2 separate regions of the Mus musculus genome follow, and region 1 is linked to region 2. Evidence: chromatin loops called from intact Hi-C (ENCODE). Cell type or tissue: left cerebral cortex. All regions are shown on one strand.

Region 1 (8,000 bases), 73 kb before region 2:
AAGCATTTCCTAACTCCGTATTTTATAAAACATTGCTCTCCATCATCTTCTGATTGCTTAATAAAGACCTTTTCCCCCATAGCTGGATAGAAGAGTATAAGGCAGGACTTTCATGCCCTGAGAGAGGCAGAAGGTCTCAGATGGGACGGAGGACTCATCATAAGAACAAGAAGGAAGGATGCCAGGGTGAGACCAACATAACAGGTAACTGGACACGTGGCTAGAAAGTAGACTGGGAAGCAGGCCAAGCCAGCATAGTCAGGTTAGAATACATCAGAGTCTGCTCAGCTTAGTCCCTGAGGCTTTTGATAAATATACCAGGTCCCTGTGTCAATATTTCAGAGCAAGGGCAGGCATGTAAAAGCCCCATACTTTTACACCACTCCACTGAACTATGATTAGATTTAGTGACAAGCATCATACGTATCAAGTTCAAAGCCAACTGGGACATTGGGGTAGAGGATAAAGATGTATGATGGCCCTATTCTCAAGTTTATGGTGTCTCTACACTACTGGTTCTCAGCCTTCCTAATGCTGTGACCTTTTAGTACAATACTTCATATTATGGTGAGCCCCTCCCCCCAGCCATAAAGTATTCTCCTTTGCTTCTTTAAGAATGTAATTGTACTACTTTTATGAATCATAATGTCAATGTCTGCATTTTCTGATGGTCTTAGGTGACTCCTTTTTTTCTTTTTTTATTAGATATTTTCTTCATTTACATTTCAAATGCTATCCCAAAAGTCCCCTATACCCTCCCCCCGCTCTGCTCCCCTACCCACTCACTCCCACTTCTTGGCCCTGGCTTTCCCTTGTACTGGGGCATATAAAGTTTACTAGACCAAGGAGCCTCTCTTCCCAATGATGGCCAACTAGGCCTTCTTCTGCTACATATGCAGCTAGAGACACAAGTTCAGGGAATACTGATTAGTTCATATTGTTGTTCCACCTATAGGGTTGCAGACCCCTTCAACTCTTGGGTACTTTCTCTAGCTCCTACATTGGGGGTCCTGTGTTCCATCCTATAGATGACTATGAGCATCCACTTCTGTATTTGCCAGGCACTGGCAAAGCTTCACAGGAGACAGCTATATCAGGGCCCTTTCAGCAAAATCTTGCTGGCATATGCAATAGTGTCTGCGTTTAGTGGCTGATTATGGGATGGACCCCTGTGGGGCAGTCTCTGGATAGTCCATCTTTTTGTCTTAGCTCCAAACTTTGTGTCTGCAACTCCTTCCATGGATATTTTATTCCCTATTCTAGGGAGGAATGAAGTATCCATGAGTTGGTCTTCCTTCTTGATTTTCTTGTGTTTTAGAAGTTATATCTTGGGTATTCTAGCTTTCTGGGCTAATATCCATTTATCAGTGAGTGCATATCAAGTGACTTTTTTGTGATTGGGTTATCTCACTCAGGATGATATCCTCCAGATACATCCATTTGCCCAAGAATTTCATAAATTCATTGTTTTTAATAGCTGAGTAGTACTCCACTGTGTAAATGTACCACATTTTCTGTATCCATTCCTCTGTTGAGGGACATCTGGGTTCTTTCCAGCTTCTGGCTATTATAAATAGGGCTGCTATGAACATAGTGGATCATGTGTCCTTATTAACAGTTGGAACATCTTCTGGGTATATGCCCAGGAGAGGTATCGCTGGATCTACTGGTAGTACTATATCCAGTTTTCTGAGGAACCACCAAACTGATTTCCAGAGTAGTTGTACAAGCTTGCAATCCCACCAGCAATGGAGGATTGACTCCTTTGAAAGATAGTTGAACCCACCCCAGTGAGAGATGCAACCCACAGCTTGAGGCCTATTGCTCTACGGTCACTAAACAGAAAGGACATTAGCAGGCAGAGGCAGGGCAACATGGTTCTACCAACGGACTGTGGAAAGTGTACATTAGAGACCTTGAGATTTACCCTTGAGTCAACTTTCAGGTTGTTTCACTGCCTGTGCTCACACCACTAATGGGGCTTTGCAGAGAAAGGGATTAAGTAGCTAATGACAGCATTTATAATAAAATGTGCTGTACCACACGGGTTTGTTCTCTTTTCTGGTGATGAGAGCTCTTCTAGAAGAGGTCAACCATGAAAGTCATCAAATGGAACACCTGAAGGACTGCACCATAGAGTGTACAGCCTAAGTCACCCTCACAGTACCACCCAATGCTGACTTCAAGGATTTAAGTCTCCCTGCTGCTAAAGGATGGGAGGGTTCATTGCCTGGCTATATATCCTTCTCTTTGCTATGAGAGTCTCTGCCTTAACAATCATGTGGGAAAGGCAAATATCAAACAGGCAAAAATCTTGTTTTTATGCTACAAACTGAATGAGTGATCTTCTTTAGACTTGTCATTTTCATAAAATACAAGTAGAATTTAAGACATTTTTAATTCAAAATATCATTTGGTTTGCTACTTAATGGAATGTCAAAGATTATATAAAGCAGTGGACAGTTCAGGGTTAGGAAGATAGCTCAGAACTTAAGAGCACTGGCTATTCTGCCAGAGGACCTAGATTCTATTCCCAGCACCCATGTGGCAGCTAATAACTGTCTATAATAACTCTAGTTACAAGAAATTGGATGCCCTCTCCTGGATTCCACAGGTTCTAAGTATATGCATGGTGCATGAATATATTTGAGTCAAAGCACCAATACTCACAAAATAAACTTCTCAAAGAAGTAGAAATTCTAAAAGGATAACATAAGTGGGCATGTTTTCAAAAAGTATGCTTGCATGTCCACAATCACTGATTTATTTAAAACAGGCATAGAATTATACCCAGGTTAAATCATTAGGCTTTTCATGGTTAAACTAGGTTGAAGCTAGAAATGATAGAAAATCTTGATCCAAAAGAGAAATTCCAGCAACCCCAGAAAGCGGGCAACCAGGTCTTGTTAGCTTGATTGGAGGGAATAATCCGGGGGGGGGGGAGCACAACCGTGTGCGTACATTAGATTCCCTGTTTCTCGATGACTAAACTCGGCATGCTTCGTTGAAAATGCTTGTTTCTTATCTAGAAAAACATCTGCTTTTTGCTGCTAAAAGCGGGATCCTGAGGGAAGTGGTGATCTTTCCCAAGGCAACTTGATTAATAGCAGGCTTCCAAATCTTACTTAAGAGACATTCTGATGCAGCCAACAGCACTGAGTAATTGTTTCCACAAATAATCTTGATATATATTTCCCTTCTTTGGGGAAGTTTAGACAGTGGGACACACAGATCTCTTCCCAAGAACATCTGTACCTAACGCTCTTCCACGAGCAATGCTTGCTGACCAACACACCCCTAAGCACTGGACAGAAAGCCTTCTGGCTGATGAGGAGCTGGTGAAGAAACCCCATCTGAACAAAGCATTGTACTGAACAAATGGGCACAGTGGGTCAAACTAGACTAAGAAGCTTGCTCCCCGGAGCTCCCTTCCTTTCAAGAAAGTAAAAGCACAAGAATGAAGATGTAGCCTCAAGTAGGCAGAGGCAGGCAAATGAGAGCTGACTATGGCATGAAAAGAATCTTCCTGCAGGATAAAGAGAAAATGCTTCAGGAGCAAAGCACTATTAGTGGGCTGTTGTTCTTTTGTTTGTTTTTTGTTTTTGTTTTCTGAATCCTAGAATATGCATCAAAACATTCACTTTGTGAAAATACCTGTGGGGTCACAGTGTCATCAGACATTGCTAACTTCTATATTTAGAAGTTCCTCTGCCTTTGAGCCCAGCTATTCAGATTTCTGTCTAGCAAGCTTTCTTCATGCCTAAGAGATCTGTGTGGGAGACGGTTCTGGTTTTACGGGCAACTACGGGATGATAGGCCCATTGTTTTCCTATAAGAATATTCTGCCTTCTCCCTAATAAATCTTGAATCAGATAACTCATTGCACTTCAGCTCACTTTAACTTTTTTAGAAGGTCTTATGAACTAGAACAGCCTGCTGGTGAGTTAGAAACTTAAAATAAGCTCTCAGATGAGATCAGAAAGCAGAAATGGGAAGGAGAGGGAAATAACAACTGTCTTAGTCAGGAATCAGGAACCCTGCTTTCAAAACTAACTTGAAGACTTGGTCCCTGACTCCCAAACATGAAACCTTGAGTAATTCTTGATATCGCTATCATTGTAAGAGCTCAAATTTACAGTGTTTACATGAACTTAGCCCTTTACACGGCTTAGCTACTGTAATCTTCAGAGTGACTCTGCAAGGGAAATTCTATTATATCACTTTCTAGCTATAGGAACCAGTTCTGAAAACTCAATCAGCCCCAGTTTCTACAACTAGTGGATGCCAGACCCCTAGGTTTTCACCAACTACAAAGGCACTGAATTGAAGCCACCCACCTTCTCTGCAACAATGATTATCATGCTTTCTGGAGTCACCAAAAGGTGGTTTTTTAGCTTTCTCTCACAATGACTTAATGTCAGAAAGAAAAAAACAACTAATTTACCACTTCTATGTCTAAGTAGCTTAACGAGTCATGGGCTTTTGTTGGGCTTGGGGGTGTGGTGGAGATAGTTATCGGCATCTTGGCTGATATGTGGTAGGCTCACTGCAATGGCTGTCTGTGCTCCATGTAGTTCCCCATCTGGACAGGCTAGGCTAAGCTGGCCCCAGTACAGAAAATCAGGGGTCCTGAGAAAGAAAGCATGACTTCCTCCTTTGTCCTTGGGTCAGAGTCTGGCACATTAGTTACACTACATTCTATTACTTAAAACAAGTCACAAGGCCAGCCCAGACTGAAAGTGGCCTATTGGCTATCAAATCACATTGACGCGGCGCCTATCCTGGGAAGAGTGAAGAACTGGGGCATTCTGTCTTCACCCTGCCATAGAATGTATGTAAATATGCTTTATAAACCGCAAAGTGCCATACGACTGGGTCCTTAACTACAAAACACTGTCACTGAAAAATGTCAGCGCCTCTACAGATCCAAGGACAGCTTGATTTCATAGCTGTCATGTCTCTGAACTGAGTTTATAGACAATATCAGATATCGACCTTTTCCTACACACTCTGGATTCAGATGGCACCTCCCCTTTGCCTCCCCAGGCCCTTACCCCAAGAATCAAGCCAAACTTACATTCTGCTAAATTAGGAATGCTTCCCCCACCCCACACCCCCTAAAAAAAATCAAGAAGAAAAATGTCTGAGCTTGGTGTCACTCATGGCTGCCCTTTCTGAAAGTACATATTCCATCATTTTTATTGGGGTAGCATGCTTTCTTTCGAAAATCAAATCCCAGGTTTATAGTTTACAACACTTCATAATTCCTATCTACAGGTCCCTGGGAGACACAGTCTGGAAGGGCATCAACCTGTCCGGAGCATTTACACAAGGCCATGAAATTTAGCATGATTTGGACCAAAATTAAAAAAAAAAAAAAAAAAAGCCAATGTAACCAGAAACATTAAAGAGTTTACAACTTCTCTGTGTCGGGACAGTTTGTGTTTGTTAAGCCTCCCATGAACAACCTCCAGATGAGCCTGGAAGGCTGTCAGCCCTTATCATAACATCACGCCATCTCTGGAGGCCATTTAGTCCCACTGCGGCTGGCTGCAGGCTGGTATCAGCCAGGGAGATTTGAAAATCCCCATGTTCCAATGTTCAAGTTACACCCCATGACAATTAAGTCAAATCAGAGGCTCGAGATATAGTGTATTGGTTGTACGATTTGGATAAAGTTATTTTACTTAACCTCTCTGGGCTTTGATTTCCTCCTAAGATGTAGGAGAGATATCAGAAAGAGTGAGGTAATTATATAAAATGCCCCTTTGTAGACAAAAAAAAAAAAAAAACACTTGTTTCTTTCCCCATAAGGCTTTTACATCCCTGAGTGTTGGTAGCAAGCAGCCAGAAGGAAGGACACTCAGTGTATCGATGTGTTTGTACACAGCGATGAAGCCCAGTTGTTGACTTTCATGCATATCGTGAAATCCTGCTGCTGATTTCCTCAGGGTCACTTACTGCTCTGTATCTGCAGGCTGGGGTCTACCTCACAGGGCATCTAAATGTTGCTTGCTCTCATTTCCAGGCACACACTCAGTGGGTGTTTGTTTTACTCACCTGGTCAACGGGCCTGATATAGCAGACATTGGGGAAAGGCCACAGAGGGGATATTGGCTGCTTGCCACAAAAGCAAAGGACCAAAATGAACGACATCATCATTACAGTGATTTATGGGGGAGAGGGGTACTTTGGAACAGTGGGATCATTTTCTTTGCCACTCTTAAGTCTCCCAGACAAGTCTCCAGCTATACTCTGCACAAGAGTGTGGTTACAGCAAATGACCTCTTTTCCCTGCTTGCTCTCTGCACTGCTAATAAATAAAAGATGATTTTTTTTTTAATTTTTTGGTTCTGGTTCATTTTTTTTAATCAGGGGGAAATCTTTACAAATTAATATAGAATAGACAGGAGAGAACCAGAAATTATTTTTTTTAATATTGTTGATTAATTGCATGCAACCAAATGGTTTTTTTCTCTCAGTGCTTGAAATCAAATGGAGAATTTGTGCTTGCTAGGCAACCATTCTCCTACTGAGCTACATCCTGATCCTGGTATTTCGGCAGTGTGATGATTTGCATGAAAGTGGCGCCCATGGACCCATCAGGAGTGGCACCATTAAGAGTCATGGCCTTCTTGAAATAGGTGTGGCCTCGTTGGAAGAAAAGTGTCACCGGGTGTGGAATTTCAGGTCTTAGACACTCAAGCCAGGCCCAGTGTCTCACCTTCTTCCTGCTGCCTGCTGATCCAGATGTAGAACTCTCAGTACCTTCTCCAGGATCGAGTCTGCCAGCATGCTGCCATGCCGCCATGCTTTCAACTGTGATGATAATGGACTAAACCTCCGATCTGTAAGCCAGACCCAATTAAACGTTTTCCTTTGTAAGTGTCGCCATTGTCATGGTGTCTCTTCACAGCAATAGAAACCCAAACTAAGGCAGATAGTAATCTCAAAATCACCCACCTCAGTGAAAATCAGTCTCTCCTAGTGGCTTCCCATCCCACATGCTAGAACAGGCCCTGTGGATTATCTCCTCAGTCTAGGTCAGGTACACTTGTTCTCCATTCTTGCATGACAGAGCCTGGTCAGAGTGATTAAGTTGGCACTGCTTATCAGCATTTTATTTCTTACTAATCCAAGTATTTCCTCATGCTAATATGTTTGGTTTTTATGCTTAGGGAATACATAGCTAACCTTTAAATTCATTTAAAGTAGAATTGTCATGATCAAAGGTAGTTGTTAGCTGTGTAAGTCATTGATCACGTATTTCAGTGTGCCATTTAAAAATCAAGTATCTACTTTTTTATATATTTGAACATCCTCCTATTAGATATGTAAACTATGATCCATAAGCCAAATCAAAGCCACTACCTACTTTTGAAAATCAGGTGTTGTTTTTCATGGCCACACCCCTAATTTGCATATTGCGGGGCTGATTTCCACTATAAACTCAGAACTAATTGTGACTAGTTTGCAAAACCAAAAGTATTTACCTTGACCTTTGCAAAAAGTTTGCAAACCCCTTGTCTCGCTGTATCCTTCATAAAAACAGACATTGCCACAAATTCAGAGATCTGCCCATAGAAAGGTCCCTGTGTGTCCCTTGTATACACAAGCTTGTTGACAATGTAACCATAGAGCTACTTTTCTGGTGACAGTCCTCAGAGAAAAGAAAGGCATAAACCAAGACCTCATGGATAGATACAGCTAAGAAGGTCCTAAAAAGAGGCAATCTCTAATTTTCCAGGCAAGGAAACCAGGGCCAGGAAGCTGAAGTGAGTCTCTCAGCATTGCCAGAGCATTGAAATGCCTGGCAGCCAGCGATGTGGTTAACCAACACAATACTCTGAGAAGTCAGTCTGTTCCCAGGAGGACCTAGAGTTTGCACACAAATTAATAACTACATTGATGGACCTCTCTCTCTCTCTCTCTCTCTCTCTCTGTCTCTCTCTGTCTCTCTCTCTCTTTCTTTTTATAATTGTACTCACTTTACATCCCGA
Region 2 (8,000 bases):
CCTCCGAAGGATGATCTTGTTCTTTCAGCCACTCCAGGTCTCCTTCCTTTACTTCCCCAGAGTCCTCTGACTGAGGGAGAGAGTGGGGGAGTCACGAGGAGCAGAGCAGACCCCCCAGAATCAAGTCCTCTGTGTTCTGAGTCTCCTGCCCCTGCCCACTAACCCCACCTCAACTTCTCAACTTCTGGAAACTTCCTTAGCTCGGCTTTCCTCACTCCCAGCTTTCCTAAATAAAGGCAAAATGTTGCACTCTGACAAAAAAGTGATAGCAGTTTTTTTTAATCTCCACCCATAAAAGGCTATAATACCAACAATAATAATAATAATAATCCAATATATTTAAACCAATCACATTTAAAGGTCATAGAAGAAAGAGTTAGGCATAAAAAAATATTTGGCCCAAGGATTTATTTTCTATTTTTTTAGATGGGCCCTTTGATACCAAAGTTTAACTCTAAAGTTGCTCTGTTTTTATTGAAGCATTATTTATAGACAAAATTTCCTATCCATATTGCCATCTGGTTACTTCCCTTAATTGCTAGAAGTGGAGATTCCCTAGCCAATTAAAGTTTCCAAATAAAAGTGGTGTTTAGTTAAATGATTGGAACATTGCACACAGGTATGAAACTGTTTCCCCAGTTACTCTGTTTCTTCCTTAAGTTTACTTGGAAGATTAAGGTCGTGCTTGATCAGGGAAGGCTACACCTGGGTGATTAAGGTCATGCGTGCTTGGTTAAGGTCACGGCTTGAGTGTTTATGGACATACTTGGTTGGTTTAAGGTCACACTTGCAGGGTTGAGGTCACACTTTGTTGCTTAAGGTTCCATGTGATGGTTAAGGTCATACGTGGTTGGTGAAGGTCGTTCTTGGTTGGTCAGACTATAATGACGAGTGTCTCTGCAGAAGTTCTGAATGAGCACCCTGAGGTGAGCACTGCGCTGCGCATCTTGCATTCAAGTCTATAATTCTCACAACAGTTTGTCTGTCCTTTAACTCCAGCTTTACAGGTAAGAAAAGTGACTCACAGAGACATCCATCACACACCAAGCCACAGAGGTGAGATCAAGTCCTCTCTCATGGAACCGAGATCCCAGACTCCTCAGCACTCTGCTAAGCACAGCCGTCCACCAGTGCTTTCCTCAGGGAAGCTTCACAGATCCACTTCTTCCTGAGATCCCCGAGACAGAAGAGCAGTTCTGTTATAGATGCTCAGTGTGTTGAGAGCAAGATGTGGAAACTGGCCACACGGAGCAGGGACCACAAAACAGCAGTGCTGAGAGATGCCAGAAGGAACTGCTGCTTCCTGATTCTGCTGTCTTTTACGCCTGACTCAATCCACACTTGAGGATACGACTGACATCCCATGGGTTACATCTCCCCATGCCTCGCCCCAACTTCTGCTAACAGCCCTGATGCCCCCTGTCTTAGTTAGGGTTTTACTGCTGTGAACAGACACCATGACCAAGGCAAGTCTTATAAAAAACAACAACAACAACATTTAATTGGGGCTGGCTTACAGGTTCAGAGGTTCAGTCCATTATCATCAAGGTGGGAGCATGGCAGTATCCAGGCAGGCATGGCGCAGGAGGAGCTGAGAGTTCTATGTCTTCATCCAAAGGCTGCTAGTGGAAGACTGACTTCTGGGCAACTAGGGTGAGGATCTTATACCCACACCCAATGTGACACACCCATTCCAACCAGGTCACACCTATTCCAACAAGGCCACACCTTCAGATGGTACCACTCCCTAGTCCAAGGATATACAAACCTTCACACCCCCAGACCAGCAGCTCAATGATACCCCACCTAAAATTCACCATTGTAATCTACAGCTTTCATTCTTTAGGTTCACAAGACAAAAGCCTGGAGGCCACTAACCTGGTGGAAGTGTTGGGTGACTGAGTGTCTGGCGCCCCTACTCCTGAGATAACCCCCCACCTGAAGTAAGAAGGAGGGCCTCTTTTTAATTCAAAGACACCCTACTTTTCCTGTATCAGTATTATTGCTAATGTGTTTTCTGCTCAACAAATAAAAATGTATATTTAAAGGAAGGAAAGAAGGGAGGGAGGGAGGGAGGGAGGGAGGGAGGGAGGGAGGAAGGAAGGAAGGAAGGAAGGAAGGAAGGAAGGAAGGAAGGAAGGAAGGAAGGAAGGAAGGAAAGAAGGAAGGAAAGAAGGAAGGAAAGAAGGAAGGAAAGAAGGAAAGAGGGAAGGGGAAGAGGAGGGAGGGAGGGAGGGAGGGAGGGAGGGAGGGAGGGAGGGAGGGAGGGAGGGAGGGAGTTTAGCCAATCTAAGGGCAACCTTAAGGCCTTCTTAGTCAGGTTACAAGGGTCACTATGTAGACTGGCCCTTATCTGTGGGGACATTCTCTTTGTACCTACTATAACAGGTCAAAGCTGGCATTTCATTTCATTGGTTTTGAAAAGTGGTTTGTTTTGTTGCTTTGGCCTTTTTTTCCCCCTTCATCTCAGGCTTCCTTCCCTTGCCTTTTGGCCATCTGAAATGTTAGAATTCTGGAAATCATTTCATTTAAGGAGAAGGCACTGAATGATACAGAAGCACTTCTCAGCAATGCACCAACTCGGCTGACTTGCCACCCTTCCCCCCCCAATGCTGTCCTGCCTCCTGGAGAGGCAAGATAGCAGCCTAGCAGCAGCCATCCAAACTCTGCTGTTGCCAGCAGGCTTATGTCTGCCTAATTCAGGGCAGCTTTTCCATGGATGGCTTTGGTACCATTCTATTCAGAGACAAGACAAATGGAAGACGATTGGCAAGGAAGACAGAAGATGTTCAGAGACGGTCAACAGCAATTCATGCAAAGAGGAGGAAGCATTCTATTGAAACGGAGTTACCCGGAGCCTATTCACAGCCTCGACTTCAGAGGGTAGCTGTCTCTATCTCTGAAAAGGAAAATGACTCCCTCTCTAAGCCTCTTTAATGGGGACTTCATCAAAGCCAGTTTAATTCCCATCTGCTGGGTATGGAAGTTTTCGTCCACAGCTTTGCTATACGTTGACATTTCTTTTCTATTACAAAGCTTTGTACTTGTCCCATGATGATGCAAATACGCGTCTTATACCCAAAGCCCGGAGCTGCTTCCCAGCCTCACCCGCCTGGAGAAGAAGGAGCCTGCTCACCACGCAACGCTGCTCAGGAACCGGCTCACCACACAAGGCCGCTCATTCTCTCCAGCTCATTCCAGCATCCACCTACGAAAAAGCACAGCTCTCACTCCTAAGGGAATAGGTAGCGTCTATTCTGGAGACAAATTTGAGTGACAGTTACCGCCAAATGCCAAACCTGAAACTGGTAAGAGTTTCGTCAAGTTTTTATAGTTACAGAAGCCAAGAAAGGCATGAATCAAGGCATTTTCCAGACACATGGGTGGGAAACACGCAGTCACAGCAGAGAACTCTCTGCTACAGGCATTCTTAGCCTTTGGGTTAATGGACATCAGCAGTCCGCTTATCTACTACATTTCAGATTGCTTCGTCTGATACTTACAAGGACATTAGATCGGACACCCAGAAGGGCCATGAATGGTTGTCGAAGGGCTAGAGATAATCAGGATAATTAGGTCCTAGATCTGCAACATCCCAACTCATGGCAGTTGCAGGAATTCTAATCTTTAATATAGGTGTGTTCTTTTTATTTTTTCAGAGAACTCTGGTTCACACTGATAGTACTGGGGCACTGAAGGATTCTACTTCGAGGTCTGTTTCTTCATCCTATATGGCAAATAGACCCTTCTTGTCTCTGAAGATACCATCCAGGCTTCCCAAGAACAAACTCCAGGGATTTCCACAAGTGACCTTCTTAGAGAGTCCCAGGATCCTGTGAAACTCCCCAGAATTGATTTGAGCAAGACAAGAATCACATAAAGGGACAGTTCCCACGTCTGCCTTTCTTTCTTTCTTTCTTTCTTTCTTTCTTTCTTTCTTTTTTGTTGGTTTGGTTTGGTTTGGTTTGGTTTGGTTTGCTTTGCTTTGCTTTGCTTTGCTTTGCTTTGCTTTGCTTTGCTTTGGTTTTCGAGACAGGGTTTCTCTGTGTAGCCCTGGCTGTCCTGGAACTCACCCTGTAGACCAGGCTGGCCTCGAACTCAGAAATCCACCTGCCTCTGCCTCCCAAGTGCTGGAATTAAAGGCATGGGCCACCACTGCCCAGCTCATGTTTTTCAAAAAGAGCTGAACATGATGTAGATTACCATGCAGGTCTCGAGGTCTCTTCCTGGAAGACCGAATTGGTCACAAGTGGCATTTGTACTCATGGGGAAACTAAGCTGTCACTCATTCAGCCGCTCACAGGGAGAGAAAGGAAGGAAGCTGCAGCCCCACCTGGGGACGCTTGCTCTGCATGGAGGGGACACCTGCTCCCAGAATCGGCAGATCAGCTGATCACCCTGAGGACGGGGGCTGCCACTCAGTAGCCTCTTTCTCAGCTGAATTCATCAGGGAGGCTTTAAAAAAAAATGAAAAACAAACGAAACAAAAACAGATTAACGATTTCTTTGGACTCTGTTTCACTTTGAAGAAAGTGTTTTATGATTATGTTTTATTTGTTTGTTTATTTTCTTCAAATACCATTGATGTAGCATCCACAATAGCCTGCTGCTTTTCAAATCGAGTACTATGACGTGGAAACGTAATATAGAGTTGATGATTGAGCGTGGCTCGCTGAGAGAATGTGGGGCAGAGGACCGAGAGAGGTAACCTGGTAAGTTTGAGCTGGGTTGGAAGCCCCAGGGACCCAAAGGGACTATAGGAGCTTCACCTGCTCCGGACACCAGGCCCCTGTCACACAGCCACAGCTCCCCATAGAAAGAGTTGTGACCGTCAGTCACATAGGGGCAGCACCCACAAGGCCCTTTGCAGATGAGGCATCCCGAACATCTCAGACCAAGCCAATAGGAAGCACCTGCTGTCAGACCCCAACTCACCCCAAAATGTATCTAAGATTCTATCCAGAAGGAGTAAATAGTGTGAGAGAATTACTCCATCGCCTAAGAGCATCTGTCTGATTAGAACTGTAACCCTAGGGTATGCAATGGTGTCAGCGTTTGGATGCTGATTATGGGGTGGATCCCTGGATATGGCAGTCTCTACATGGTCCATCCTTTCATCTCAGCTCCAAACTTTGTCTCTGTAACTCCTTCCATGGGTGTTTTGTTCCCAATTCTAAGGAGGGGCATAGTGTCCACACTTCAGTCTTCACTCTTCTTGAGTTTCATGTGTTTAGCAAATTGTACCTTATATCTTGGGAATCCTAGGTTTGGGGCTAATATCCACTTATCAGTGAGTACATATTGTGTGAGTTCCTTTGTGAATGTGTTACCTCACTCAGGATGATGCTCTCCAGGTCCATCCATTTGGCTAGAAATTTCATAAATTCATTCTTTTTAATAGCTGAGTAGTACTCCATTGTGTAGATGTACCACATTTTCTGTATCCATTCCTCTGTTGAGGGGCATCTGGGTTCTTTCCAGCTTCTGGCTATTATAAACAAGGCTGCTATGAACATAGTGGAGCATGTGTCCTTCTTACCAGTTGGGGCATCTTCTGGATATATGCCCAGGAGAGGTATTGCTGGATCCTCCGGTAGTACTATGTCCAATTTTCTGAGGAACCGCCAGACTGATTTCCAGAGTGGTTGTACAAGCCTGCAATCCCACCAACAATGGAGGAGTGTTCCTCTTTCTCCACATCCATGCCAGCATCTGCTGTCACCTGAATTTTTGATCTTAGCCATTCTGACTGGTGTGAGGTGGAATCTCAGGGTTGTTTTGATTTGCATTTCCCTGATGATTAAGGATGTTGAACATTTTTTCAGGTGCTTCTCTGCCATTCGGTATTCCTCAGGTGAGAATTCTTTGTTCAGTTCTGAGCCCCATTTTTTAATGGGGTTGTTCGATTTTCTGAAGTCCACCTTCTTGAGTTCTTTATATATGTTGGATATTAGCCCCCTATCTGATTTAGGATAGGTAAAAATCCTTTCCCAATCTGTTGGTGGTCTTTTTGTCTTATTGACGGTGTCTTTTGCCTTGCAGAAACTTTGGAGTTTCATTAGGTCCCATTTGTCAATTCTCAATCTTACAGCACAAGCCATTGCTGTTCTGTTCAGAAATTTTTCCCCTGTGCCCATATCTTCAAGGCTTTTCCCCACTTTCTCCTCTATAAGTTTCAGTGTCTCTGGTTTTATTTTATGTGAAGTTCTTTGATCCACTTAGATTTGACCTTAGTACAAGGAGATAAGTATGGATCGATTCTCATTCTTCTACATGATAACAACCAGTTGTGCCAGCACCAATTGTTGAAAATGCTGTCTTTCTTCCACTGGATGGTTTTAGCTCCCTTGTCGAAGATCAAGTGACCATAGGTGTGTGGGTTCATTTCTGGGTCTTCAATTCTATTCCATTGGTCTACTTGTCTGTTTCTATACCAGTACCATGCAGTTTTTATCACAATTGCTCTATAGTAAAGCTTTAGGTCAGGCATGGTGATTCCACCAGAGGTTCTTTTATCCTTGAGAAGACTTTTTGCTATCCTAGCAAGATTTTATTGAAAGGACCCAGATGTAGCTATCTCTTGTGAGACTATGCCGGGGCCTAGCAAACACAGAAGTGGATGCTCACAGTCAGCTAATGGATGGATCACAGGGCTCCCAATAGAGGAGCTAGAGAAAGAACCCAAGGAGCTAAAGGGATCTGCAACCCTATAGGTGGAACAACATTATGAACTAACCAGTACCCCGGAGCTCTTGACTCTAGCTGCATATGTATCAAAAGATGGCCTAATCGGCCATCACTGGAAAGAGAGGCCCATTGGACACGCAAACTTTGTATGCCCCAGTACAGGGGAACGCCAGGGCCAAAGAGGGGGAGTGGGTGGGTAGGGGAGTGGGGGTGGGTGGGTATGGGGGACTTTTGGTATAGCATTGGAAATGTAAATGAGCTAAATACCTAATAAAAAATGGAAAAAAAAAAAAAGAAAGAAAGAACTGTAACCTTCCTGGGAAAAGAATGCTCTCCCGGACGCTTTCGCTGCAGAAGCACCCCTGTACCTTGATCATTACCCAGCCCTCCTCTGGCCAGCACAGGGTCTCAGAGAAACCGCGGTGGCCTGGGCAGCAGCAGCAGCAGAGACATTTCCCCTCTCCGCTCATGCCCTTTCCCTTTCGCTTGAACACTCAAGCCAGAGACCTCCACTGATAGATAGCATAGCGTCCATTGCACAGACTCGTAGGAGAGCTTAACCCTGTTAAGCATATGCTAAGGGGCTTGTGCCTCGGGTTCCATGTGACGGGACTGAGTCTCATCTTTACTGCTCAGTGTGTGACACTAGTCCAGGTGATGACATCACCCCCAGAGAGTCAGTTTGCTCGCCTGTGAAGACTAGGACTAAGGACAGGCAGACTGTTGTGAGGGACTAACAACTTTGGCATGCAAAACTTTGCCATAATTTTGCAGGCCTGAACTGAATCTGAACTCCAGTCAGTTCAGCCTTGCAAAATTCCATGTTAGACTTGCCATTTCCCTCCACTTCCCAGATACAGCTCTTGTCCAGAACACAGATGGGGCAGAGACTTTGTGGCCAGGAAAGGTCTTGACATTGGTAAGATTCCTGCTTCTGGGTTACTGGGTTACTGGGCCAGAGCCTGGTTGGTGTGATCACATGTGTTCTCTGTGTACACGTGACCAGCTTTAGAGGATTCAATGAGCAGAGGCACGTGCTTTTCCACTAATGAGAGAGAGAGAGAGAGAGAGAGAGAGAGAGAGAGAGAGAGAGTGTGTGTGTGTGTGTGTGTGTGTGTGTGTGTGTGTGAAAGAAAAAGAGTAATGAGGAAGAAAATGGATTTTCTCAGCCAGGCCAGGTTTCTACCTGCCAGCCACTGAGCTGGGAGCCCCTGCATGCCCTGACTTGATTTAGGAGGCCCTGATACCTTGCAAAACAATTAACAGAGGCTTGATGGGAGCTAAATAGTTTGACCAAATGTGGCACCCACTGC

The links. Hi-C counts contacts between places; a loop is a spot of excess contacts. Peaks named below come from ENCODE experiments on the same cell type or tissue, not always from the same donor. Only the 100,000 strongest peaks of a DNase experiment are listed, where the experiment ranks them.
Region 1: a loop joins it to region 2, with 2.1 times the contacts of the local background. A loop is called at or near these places in 3 of 42 quality-filtered maps.

The regions. Positions count from the first base shown.
Region 1 is chr17:82,874,277-82,882,276 of GRCm38, forward strand. All of the region lies in intron 4 of Gm34265 (a long non-coding RNA gene), which reads right to left. All of the region lies in intron 1 of Gm41629 (a long non-coding RNA gene), which reads left to right. Among named protein-coding and RNA genes, the nearest start is that of Gm41629, 6.4 kb to the left of the region's middle. In left cerebral cortex, no CTCF peak of the experiment used is centred here; a DNase peak (open chromatin) is centred at 3,997.
Region 2 is chr17:82,947,347-82,955,346 of GRCm38, forward strand. It overlaps Gm34265 (a long non-coding RNA gene), which reads right to left. Exons shown (of 7, transcript XR_877010.2): 2 at 3,137-3,208. Among named protein-coding and RNA genes, the nearest start is that of Gm34265, 5.1 kb to the right of the region's middle. In left cerebral cortex, no CTCF peak of the experiment used is centred here; a DNase peak (open chromatin) is centred at 3,194.